Regions from separate parts of the Homo sapiens genome. Here all the other regions are linked to region 2. The links are chromatin contacts, found by Hi-C or POLR2A ChIA-PET in ENCODE. All regions are on one chromosome and are shown on one strand. Each heading gives the region's core, a stretch centred on a gene start or an enhancer-like site at or near the end of the contact. The rest is flanking DNA. Distances are from core to core; before and after follow the strand shown. Region 1 holds the start of LINC02227 (long intergenic non-protein coding RNA 2227). Region 2 overlaps EBF1 (EBF transcription factor 1). Region 3 has its middle 22 kb from the start of LINC02227.

The links. A loop is a pair of places that touch in the nucleus more often than their neighbours do. ChIA-PET counts read pairs that join two places held with the same protein, here RNA polymerase II (POLR2A). Pooled maps may share reads with other maps.
Region 1: a loop to region 2 is called in a pooled map, with 3 times the contacts of the local background. The contact joins the promoter of LINC02227 here to the enhancer-like site in region 2. A Hi-C loop is called at or near these places in 2 of 168 maps with a recorded cell type or tissue (OCI-LY7 and Ramos) and 5 of 50 pooled maps. POLR2A ChIA-PET finds 5 or more read pairs at or near these places in 1 of 52 experiments (GM12878).
Region 3: a loop to region 2 is called in a map of heart left ventricle, with 2.1 times the contacts of the local background. The contact joins two enhancer-like sites. A Hi-C loop is called at or near these places in 2 of 168 maps with a recorded cell type or tissue (heart left ventricle and heart right ventricle) and 3 of 50 pooled maps. POLR2A ChIA-PET finds 5 or more read pairs at or near these places in 1 of 52 experiments (OCI-LY7).

What each region holds. Positions count from the first base shown.
Region 1 is chr5:158,407,268-158,411,226 of GRCh38, reverse strand. It overlaps LINC02227 (long intergenic non-protein coding RNA 2227), which reads left to right and starts at 1,454. Exons shown (of 7, transcript NR_109888.1): 1 at 1,454-1,581.
Region 2 is chr5:158,694,298-158,698,271 of GRCh38, reverse strand. It overlaps EBF1 (EBF transcription factor 1), which reads left to right. Exons shown (of 16, transcript NM_024007.5): 16 at 1-2,352. Among named protein-coding and RNA genes, the nearest start is that of LINC02227, 290 kb to the right of the region's middle. RefSeq lists an enhancer at 1-501. Within about 2 kb of position 2,596, at least 7 of the 41 ENCODE cell types and tissues checked have a DNase peak (open chromatin) inside an H3K27ac peak, as active enhancers do; they include OCI-LY7 and heart right ventricle, where a contact is called at or near this core.
Region 3 is chr5:158,429,876-158,433,852 of GRCh38, reverse strand. No RefSeq gene overlaps it. Among named protein-coding and RNA genes, the nearest start is that of LINC02227, 22 kb to the right of the region's middle. Within about 2 kb of position 2,377, at least 7 of the 41 ENCODE cell types and tissues checked have a DNase peak (open chromatin) inside an H3K27ac peak, as active enhancers do; they include OCI-LY7 and heart right ventricle, where a contact is called at or near this core.

The sequences.
Region 1 (3,959 bases), core at 205-2,704, 290 kb after region 2:
GGGGATAACTCTGAAGAGGGCTTGTGGTTATAATGGTTTTATGATTATTTTGGATCTTTGTAAAGACTCCTGTGTTTGGGTACTGATTCCACACTGGAGAGATCACACAAACATTCCTTAACATTAGTCTGTGGCTTTGTTAGACAGAATTGAAAGAGCTCTGTGTCCATTCCAGTCCCCAGTCATACCCAAAATCATCTGTCATTCACATGACTGTGGATTTTTTTTCAAAATTAGACTGTTAGTCTTCTGGGTTTTTTTTGTTTTGTTTTTGTTTTTTTTAATTACATATACAAAAACAGTCTCCAGGAAGTCTGTGCTATGTGTTGAAAACAAAGGATACTTAAGTGAGGTTGTTGTCTTCCAAAAGCCTATAGATAAGAAGGTAATATTTGCTAGTTTAAGTGCAAACATATGTACACATACATATATATATATAAAAACAAACAAATAAACAAGTTGGAAAAATATCTGCCCCTTTTATCTATCATTAATCAATGGATCAGGAAATACTGTCTGAGAAGCTATCCTTTGGGGGAAGTCTACACTATATGTTGAAAATAAAGATGTTTAAGTCAGGTCACTGTCTTCCAAAAACGTATAGATGAAGAGAATTTTCATTGAAATACACACATACATACATACATACGTAAAAATAAATATTGCATGTTCTCACTCATATGTGAGAGCTGAAAAAATTGATCTCATGGAGTTGGAGAGTAAAATGATGGTTACCAGAGACTGGGAAGAGCAGTGGGTGTGGCAGGGATTGAGGAGGAGTAAAGACCCAGTTAATGGGTATAAAAATACAGTCAGGGAGAAAGAATAAGATCTAGTGTTCAGTGGCACAAAAGGGCAACTATAGTTAATAATTTATGGTACATTTCAAAATAACTAGAAGAGTGGAATTGGAATGTTTTTAACAATATTTATGCTATATTTCAAAATAACTAGAAGAGTGGAATTGAAATATTCCTATCACAAAAATATGATAAATGTTTGAGGTGATGGATACCCCAATTACCCTGATTTGATCATTATACATTGTATACTTGTATCGAAATATCACATGCACCCCATAAATATGTACAACTATTATGTATTCATAACAATTAAAATTTTAAAAAAATTTAACAGAATTTAGCAAAAAACCCCACACAGACATACATAAAAAAACAAATTACCAGGTTGGAAAAAAAATACCAAAGATGAAAAAAGATATGCATTGAGCAAATATTTTCGAAGTATTTGTTTACTAGGCATGTTCTAGTGCCAACAGAGAGCTTTTATTTTAGGGAGATAGACAAATAATAAACAAGTAAATATTTAATTTCAGGTAATAGAAAGTTCTATAGAGAAAAAATAAAGTAGGATAAAAATGAATTATGAGAGAAGTGTGATATTTACATAGAGTGTGGTCAGGAAAGTCCCCTCTGAAAAGGTGATATGTGATATTAGGCCATGTGAAAATGTGTGTGGGAAGTAGTCATATGTCCAGATCATGCAGGACCCTGAAGATAACAGAAAGGGCTCTTCATTCTGTTATTTTCAGTAAGATGGAAGAGAATTTGGGGGTTAAAGGTGAGGACTGGCATGGCCTAAAGTGTGTTTTAATAGGATCACTGTGACTTCTGTGCTAAAAGCAGACTGCAAGGGACAGAAGCTGAAGCAGGAGGTGAGTTAGAAGTTTCCTGCAATATCCAGGTGAGAGCTGATGATGGCTTTGCCTGGGCTGGCAGTGGAAGTGATGAGAGATGGGTGAATGAATATTTTGAGGATAGAATTAACAGAAATTGCTTATTGGTTAGAAGTGAGGTGTGAGAGGAAGAGAGGAGTCAAGGAAAATACCAAGGTTTCTGCCTGAGCAATTGGGAAAATTGGTAGTTAAAATAAGGAAGACTGAATGAGGATCTAGACTGCATGGAGGTAGAGATGAAGGGAGGGGTGGTGAATGTCAGGAGCTCAGTTTTGGCACACTGAGTTTGACATGCCTATTAGACTTCCAAGTGGAAATGTTAAGTATGCAATTGAATAAACAGGTCTTGAGTTCCAGGGAGAGGTATCAAACTGGGGATACAAATTTGAGTGTATTTAAAACCTTTATACAACCTAGGGAGTGTATATAAAGAGAAAAAAAAGGTGTATATAAAGAAAAAAAGGACTGAACTAAAGAATGGCCCCAAAATTTAGAAGTCAGAGAATCAGAAAGACTCTGCAAAAGAGATTGAGAAGGAGTGGTCTGAAAGAGAAAAAGAAAACCTGGCACATACGATGCCCTGGGATTCAAGAGAAGAAATTCTCTCAAGGAAGAGAAATTTATCAACCACATCAAAAGCTATTGCTTGTGCAAATAAGGACTGAGAAATAAATTAAAAGCTAATTAAAGTAAAAAAAAAGAGGTAGAAGTATGTAGCTAAAAAGTGAATAGAGAAGATTAAATAGAATGTCTAAAAACAAACAAAAAAAAACCCCAAAAAACTGGTTTACTACAAAATAAAGTGGGAAAAAAGAGAAAAAGGCCAAAGAAGATATAGGACTTTCTTAAATAAAATATAGGACATATTTAAAACCCAAGCATATTAATAATTATATTAAATATAAACTGCTAAGTACTGCAATTAAAAGGCAGAGACAGTCGGGCGCGGTGGCTCACACCTGTAATACCAGCACTTTGGGAGGCCGAGGCAGGCAGATCACGAGGTCAGGAGATCGAGACCATCCTGGCTTACATGGTGAAACCCCGTATCCACTAAAAATACAAAAAATTAGCCAGGCGCGGTGGCAGGCGCCTGTAGTCCCAGCTACTCAGGAGGCTGAGGCAGGAGAATGGCGTGAACCTGGGAGGCAGAGTTTGCAGTGAGCCGAGATTGTGCCACTGCACTCCAGCCTGGGCGATACAGCAAGACTCAGTCTCAAAAAAAAAAAAAAAAAAAAAAAAAAAAAAAAAAAAAGGCAGAGCTTGCTAGACTAATTAAAAGTAGCAAAATTCATACATATGGTGTCTACAAGAAAAAAACATTTTAAATATAATGACATAGGTTACAAGTAAAAGGATGAAAAAGGTATACCATAAAAATACTATTATATAAGAAAACTGGAGTGAGTATATTCACATCAGATAAAGTAGACTTCAGAACAAAGAGCATTGCCAGAGGAAAAAAAAAAGGATATTTCATAATGATAAGGTTAACTTGTTAAGATAATGTTATAACCACAATGCAAAACCATATGTTCCCACTGGAATGGTTAAAATTTAAAAGACTGACAGCATCAAATACTTTTAAGAATGTAAAACAACTAGTATTCTCATACATTGCCAATAGGAGTGTAAAATGGTATAGCCAGTTTAGAAATCAGTCTACTAGTTTTTCATAGTTAAATTTACATCTACTTATGACCCAGCAATTTATTCATATGTATAGAGCCAAGAGAAATGAAAACATATGCTTTTAAAAGATGTGGATAAGAATGTTTATAGCAGCTTTGCTCAAAATAGCACCAACTTGAGACAACCCAAATTTCCAGACAGGAGAATGGAAAAAAATATGATATAATTATAAAATAGAGTACTACTCAGCAATTCAAAGGAATGAATCACTGTTACGCATAGCAACATGAATGACTCTCCAAGCTATTTTTTTTTAGCAAAAGAATTCAGATACCACAAAAAAATGCGGTTTTTGCAATTACTTTTAATTTAAACTTTTAAACCATAATTATGAAGTCCTGGGACAAGCAAAGCTAATCTACAATGATAACTCAGAAGAGTATGTACTTCTGGAGTGGTAGGTTGGTGGCAGGGATGAAGCATAAGGCTGCTTTCTGGGATGATGGAAGTGTTCTTTAGCTCTATAAGGGCATGGTTACTTCGCTACAGTTCATCTCACTGTATGATTATTATAACTCAACAAAATTGTTTATATAAAAGGAAAAAGTTTAGAAATAAAATATTTTAAAAG
Region 2 (3,974 bases), core at 1,347-3,846:
CACATACTGTGTGAGAATCTCCTTTGAGACTTCATGGAACAGGGTCCAGGCACAGAATTCCACACTCTGCCCTCCAGTTAACAAGCCAAAACCTCACGTACGCTCCCCCATTTGCAAGTTTAAAGTTTACTCGTCCTAAATGCAGACTTCATACCTATCTTCCAAAAGTTGATAAAAGCAACGTGGCAGGTATTTTCGATTTTCCCATTCCAGATACTGCCTCTATCAGTCGACCCTTACCATTTGTAACATAATAGATTGAAACAACAGGTTAAGTGCTTTGGAATTAAGAGTTAAAGGGAACCGGGGGTGGAGAAAGGAAAAGAAGGTTGAGACCTCCAAAACATAGTTTTCTGTTCTATGGGAATTTTTGCTCTCATTATCTGGGAAGTGTTCTTAAAAATAAGAATTAATAGCAAAGATGCAGCAAAGCTCTGAGGATGCATTTGCCTGATATTTTTTTCTTTGCTCTTGTGTTTTTGTATGTAGTTATAAATACTGTAGATTTTTTTTTTGTGATTTTTTGCCAAAGTTGTTGTTCTATTTATACATTTTAATGTCTTAAGACATTTTTTCAATATCACAAAAAGATTTTACTGCGTATTTTGCAAAGAAAAAAAGCTCACTACCTTTAGCTTGCACATACTTGCAAAGTTAATTAAAAGGCTTTTTGTTTTAAAGGGGATTTTGTAAAATATCCATATAAATAATGTATTTATCTTTCGAATTTGTACATTGCTTTTCCCTTCTTCCTCTTCCTTCCACCCCCAATTTATTTTATTGTGTATGTTTGCTACGTGAAAAGTGCGTATTTGTTTGGTCACCTACACTTGTATTAGCTGTTTCAATGTGATTTTTAAACATTTCATTTATAGTTATTTTTAGTATTGTTATAAACCATGCTTCAGTTTTTTTAATTTCCACCCAAAAGTCATTGTCTATTTTTGTATTATTTGTAAGTTAAGAAGTTTTTTCCAATATATGGCAAAAAAAAAAAAATAGTAGCATATTATTCTTGTAGTATTTAGTTCAGTAGATTTAAAAAAAAATGTATCCTTTGCTTTGGAAGCTTACAAAACAACCCTAATGCTGTTTTACTCTATTAATATGCATGGAATCTCTCCCTTTGGAGTGACGCATTTTGTGCATTAAATTCTAGGGAGAAACTTCATAGAAATCAATGAACATACTTTCTTTCTTAAGTCTGCTTGTATATTTCCTCTGTCTTTCACATAAATATAAACCAGCAGATTGGATGCCTTAACAATGCAAATCATATTCATTTCACTTGTACATTGTAACTGTGCACCAGAACTGTCAGTCATCACTAACATTCTAAGAAAAAAGAAAAAGAAAAAAAGAAAAAAAAAAAAACAAAGAAATCGAAAAGCACAAAAGAACTGTTTTGTTACCTTAAGACAATGTAACTTTTTCTAGTAGAGCAAGAAATCATTTACAACAATGCTGCAACTGTGCATGCCCCCATATGGATTTTGCAATGGTTTTCACTAGGCTGTCAAGAGTGCGATTTTTATGGGTTGGGGTGGGTGGGGGAGGGGAGTTGTGGGAGGGTAGGGGAGGGAGGAAAGCTGTTTTTCATGGTGAGAAATAATAATGATGACTAATAATAATAAAAAAAACTGGAAAATGTAAGCAAGGTGGACGCATTGCTTCTCGGTACTCAGAAAGGTTATCTGAATTTGCGTGGTAAGCGCTGGCCTGAAGATGTACACAAGTTAAAGCCATATTTTATCTGGTGAGCCCCTTAACTGTTTCTGAAGGAATGAACGGTCAGCCGGGAAGGTGTCCGGCTTAGACCTTGACAACAGACACTACCCATCTGTCAGCCATGTGCAGTGGTTAGAACTCTTCTTGAAAGTCCAAAGAGCCTTTAAAATGTGTATAATTTGTGTTTTGTTGCTTCTATTTCTATTGATTAGATGAAAAGACATTCTGGCCCTCTGATCCTCTTTCTTCTCCACAAAAGTTTTACAAATAAAAGATGTTCCCCTAAATACAGAATATGGCTTTAAGAAGAAAATGAAATGAAGAATTAAATTAAGATTTCAGTGTTGGGGGAAAAAATACAGCTTCTGGATGACTGGATTGCATAACATTGCCCTGGCCTCACATTGTACTAGGATGCAGCTTAAATGAAGTCATCTCTAAATCTACTAACCTTTCACCTTCTTATCAAAACTTTTTGAATAGACACACACTGTACAGTTCAATTGTTAGAGAACCTAACTACTGTAGAGATTGTTAAATTTTTTTTTTTTTTTTGCAAAAATTCAAGCTGTAAAAACTTTTCAACTTTCACAATATTTAATTAAAGTTACTTCCTGTCTGTGATGGCAGCTCCTAGTTGTGTATTCATTTCTCTATTTCAGATGAGCCAAAGTCCAACATAATGTAAAAGGTCTGTGTTTGCAATGACTCAGATCAGTCTTGATACCCAGTGAAAAGGAATTAGGGTAGTGCTGGGACACCCTCTTTCTTATGTAGGTCCTTGGGGATTTGCTAATCTGGGATGCAAATTGAACACGCGCAGCGTACTGCTGCCCTCTGCCGGCGGTAGCTGGATGTGCACATGCCCACACCGGTCCATATAGGAGCCAAGAGCCCCCAGCAACTTCAACAGCCAAGCCCTGAGATCCTCCTGCGTGATTGAACTGTGAATCCAGGAAGTGGCCATTCTAGAACCCCTATCCTTCGTGCTACAAATCTGAACCAAGCTTTTCACACACAGCTGCTAATTAATCCCAGCGAGCCTTCTGGTCAACTAATTATGTGCCCTGGCTCATTGATGAGGAGGCATGTGTGAACTGAGCCTTCTGTTATCAATATTTTTTAACCCCACATGAATAAGATACTTTTCCTGTTGGACAGGAGTGAAACATTCCACAAATACTAGATAGGTACCTACTCATGTAAAATTGTTTCACTTTAAATTCCATCATGATCATGAGTCTTTCTAAATGCACACTCAATGATTTTCCTACTTTTACAGTTATTGAACATGATGAGGTTAATGATACTTGTAAAATGCCTCAAAAACTCAGCAGATAGGCTGTAGGCCAACGGAAACTTGATGGCCAGAGGTGATAGGATGGCTGCAACACAGTCACATGTGGTGGGCACTGTTTCGGCTTTGGAATATAGCCCGATTTGAGTAATGAAAGAGAGTGATATATAAGTTAGAGAAGCTGCCATCCTTTTAAAGAAACTTGCTGAAAAGTGTGGCCATTCAATATATGTTTCTTTTGAATTCTGTGTTTGATATAGTTTCCTGTATTAGATGCAGAAGATAAAGATTGAACAAGAGGCCCCTTTTCTCAGGATGCACACCATCTCAGAAAAGACACACTTATATTCAAATTATGCTAGAATGGTCGGCCAGGCTGAGACAGGTGTGCCACAATGCTCCACAGAGCACAGCTGACGTCCACACCTCTGACACGCTGGCCCCTACAGTCTTTAAGGGCTACCTCTTGAAAGTGCTCATTCACTCGATCGTTCATTTATTCATTCATGCTTGTAAACTTTGCGCGTTTCCTATGCCTCTGGTGCTAGGCAAGACATGGTGATACATCGGTGGGCCATGGTGACATTATACCCACTTGGAGCTCATACTTGAGTGGGGCAAATGAACGTTAAGCAGCCACTCAAGTGCCTGTAACAAACGAATCATGGTAATGAAGAAAATGTCTACAATGCTCTGAAAGTACATTGCAGCAGGATCTGATTTAACCTGAAGTGCTGGGAAAGGCTCCAGAGAAAGTAACATTTGAGCTGAGGTATAAAAGCTCAGCAGGAGCTAACCAGGTGGGCCTGGCCCCTTAGGCAGAGGAAATGAGGGAGGTGTAAGAACACTGAGCTTTGGAGCACATAAGGTACATTTAGGAACAGAAAAACTATGTGAGTGGAGTGTGCAGATGTGCACAATGAGACTGTGGGGCTTGGGAGTTCAATTC
Region 3 (3,977 bases), core at 1,128-3,627, 260 kb after region 2:
AAATCGTCCATATTTGTAGGTTTGCCAGCTGAGGTCATGGATCTAGTCCTTGGTGAGAAGGAGGAGGAGATGGAGAGAAAGGAGAAGAAAGAGAAAGGAGAGGGAGAAAGGCATGCTACCAGTGCCTATTGGGATTGAAATCACAGTTGCATCCTGGCTGAGTGATTTGGGGCAAATTACTTCACTTCACTTTTCACATTCAGAGGCAGTGCTAGTGCCTCTTTTCTAGGCACGATTGAACTTTAAAAGAAAGAATACATCTATGAGTACAGTGCGTAGCACATATTATATTCTCAGTAAATTGCAGCCAGGTTATCATTACAGATGTTCTCTGTCCTATAAGCAAAATAACTGATCAGAGACCACATCAGGATAGCATTATCCACCAGCTAAGAGGTCTCACATTATTCTTGCATCCTCTTTCTTTTTCTAAAAATTTAATATTGAGTTCAGACTATTGGGGAGAGCACAACTGCATTCTGTTTCAGGTTTGAATGTGAAGACCATACAAGTGCAGTAGAAAGGGTTTTGGAGAAATTTAACAGACTTGCATTCCAGTGCTGACACCATTTACTTTCACTTCTGGGTCTCAACCTCTGAAATTAATATTGGAGGTTAAGACTATACTAGATTATACGTAAAGATCCCTCCAGCCATTCTCCCTTAGGATTCTAATTCCTTAAACCAGTACTTAACAAGGAGTACCTCATGTGAGATTATTGGGTCGCTTGTGAAAAAATGGGTATTCCTGGATTCCCACCTAGGTTTACAGGAATCAGAATCTTTAAGCCCCTAGTGGGAGCAAGGGCTTAAGGCCAGGAACAGACAGACAGACAGACAGACAGACACACACACACACACACACACACACACACACACACAGATGGAATTTCGCTCTTGTTGCCCAGGCTGGAGTGCAATGGCGCCATCTCGGCTCACCGCAACCTCTGCCTCCCCAGTTCAAGTGATTCTCCTGCTTCAGCCTCCCGAGTAGCTGGGATTACAGGCATGCACCATCATGCCCAGCTAATTTTTGTATTTTTTAGTAGAGATGGGGTTTCTCCATGTTGGTCAGGCTGGTCTTGAACTCCCGACCTCAGGTGATCCACCTGCCTTGGCCTCCCAGAGTGCTGGGATACAGCCACCACGCCTGGCCCAGGAACATATATTTTAGTGACCTTCTCAGAGATACACTGCCTGAACTGCAGAGGAGACAGACTTTGAGGTAGTGATGGAAACAAGAGAACGGAAATGGTAAGTAAGAGGGAAGTCCATTCCTGCTCAGGTACATCACTGTGAATTGAACCTCATGTAGAACATGCTGGGCACTTAACCCATTAAGATTGCTGAAGATGCCAAGAAGAAATATTTATAGGCACTTTTTAACATAGTCTATAAAAGAGGAGGTTGATTCAAACATAAATTACCTACCACATCATTCTTTAACCTCTAAATCCTTCTCTAATGACTTGAAAGGCAGCTTATTAAAGCAAAGTGCATGTTTAAGTACTAGATATACACTGGTTAGTTTGCAAACATCTAGAGAAACAGAAGTTACTAAAACTGGCAGGTTTGCTAATTAAAAAAAACAGCAAAAAAAGAAATGTTAAGAAATTTTCAGTCTGGGCAAAATGGCTTAAATATTGTGGGATGTGATTTTCTCTCTTTATCTCAGATCTACCTTCTCCTGAGTTGGCTCCATTTTCTGGATAAATCTTCCCATGTAATAGCAAGATGGCAGCCAGGAACCCCAAGGATACATCATATCCTGTCACAATCCCAGAGCAACTTGGGAAGACCAGGTGTCTCTATTCAGGCTGTTTTAGGATCTTGGAGTAAGCTCTCATTGGACTAGCTTGAGTCATGTCGTTGCCACTAAGCCAATCATAGTGGCCTGAGGATTGTCCTATGGTGATTGGCAGCTTATGTCACATGGCTACTCCTAGAACTGGGGTGTAGGGTTCACCACACTCAAAACACAGAGTGAGAATTGGTTTCTGTACACAAAAACAGGGTGATGTTACTAGGAAAAGTAACATATGGTGGTCAGGCAAATCAACAGATGTCCATTGCAACATCTTAAAGTAGCAAATATCTTTTATGGGCTGAGTACACATTGTTTTTTAACTGTGTGGTAAATTATGCCTCACCCAGTATATTTTCTTACTTGCTTTTTTTTCTGTGTGTATGATCCTTTATGCATTTGTCACACAGACACACACACACACACACACACACACACACACATACTGTCTTAACAGCCAGGGGAAATTAGATGACATTTAGTGATGGAAAAAATGAGCAGAGTTTTGATCATTGTTTAATTTAGCAAAAGAACAGCTCCACCTAAGATTCTTCCTGCCTATTGCCAACAGTGACAAAGTAGCTGGAGATATTGCAAATGTGCTTCTGAGACCTTCTGCAGCTGTTGCAGAAGTGGGACTGAAACCAAGCTCAGGGAGGGTAATCACCAGGAAAACATTTTCTATGTCTCTTTAGAATTCCTCCAAGAGAAATCTTTGGGTTTGTTCACCTCTGAATTCCCATTACCCAACATAATGGTTAGCACATAATGGATACTCAATAAATAGTTATTGAATGAATGCATGAATTAATCAATGAATGCTTTCATTTTTAGAACTGGGTTTTAGTCAGAAACAGATTTTCAAAATTACTTAATTTGTGGAGCTATTTTATGAAACAGTATGGTCATTTCTAAAACATAAAAATGTTTTTAGAAATATACATTCATTTCTGCCCCCTCTTCATCATTTACAAAGGAATAAACCCAATTTTGGTATTTAACAGAACAAAATGGCCAGGAAATGGTAGAATATTTTTATTCACAGCCTGAATTGTATAGGATTTCCAGATGCTCAAAAGCCTGGCGCTATTCAATGTTTCCTACAGTGTAGGAGGGCAAAGGCAATGAAATACAAAACTCAAGTGCGAGAGTTACTTTGACTTTAATTAGTTATACATTCTATACAGAATTGGTTTAAAATTTGCCTAACAATTAAAACCTCTCAAGAAAGATATACAGAAAATAGAATGGAATTAAATTTCAGAACATTCTATCAGTTTTCAGATACAGAGTATCAACAGCTGCATCTATATGTCTATATCAGAATTCTAGATGGAGGAAACTGAACTGAAAAAATATCAAACACCATCTCCAACCAGGGAGTATCCAATTGCATCAGAGTTGGAAAGGGTGAATCACAAAATATCTAAACTCTTCTCAAAATTATTTAATTTTGTTTTTGTTTTAAAAAGGAGGCCTAGGCCATGAGCCACTAAGTTATGAAACCAAACTAAGAATGACAGGTGTCCTAGTTATTTATAGCTGTATAACAAACTACCCCAAAACTGACTGGCATAAAGCAACCACTATTTTACTGTGCTTGCAAATATCGTGGGTCAGGAATTCAGGCCAGACATGGTGGAGATGATTTATCTCTGTTTTGTAATGTCCAGGACCTCAGCAGGCTGGGATAATTCAGCTGAGGGTCACTAAAATAACTTAGGGCTGAAATCATCTGGAAGCTTCCTCATTCACATGTCAAGGCCTAGGCTGGCATGACGTGAAGGCTGACCTTCAGCTAGGACTGATGCCCAGAGACCCTACACATGACCTCTCTGTGTATCTTGGGCTTCCTCACAGCATGGTGGCTTCAAGGTAATCAGACTTCTTACATGTTGACCAGGACTGGGTCATGTGCCCTTGCTGAACTAATCACAGACAAGGGGAATGAGATTATTAGTAACCCAATCAGGCCCACTTCTGGGGCTGGAGATGGGGTCAAGTTTTTCAAGGCACAAGTCTTCATGGGGGAGAGGTTGATACCTGAACAAAGTCAGGGTTCCTCTAAGAAAAAGGAAGGAGGAATGGATGGTGGGTAGTATCAACAGTGTCTGCTACCCTCTTCTCTGGTCTGCTGAAATGATTCCAACTGTTTTCTGTTTGCTTCATGTGA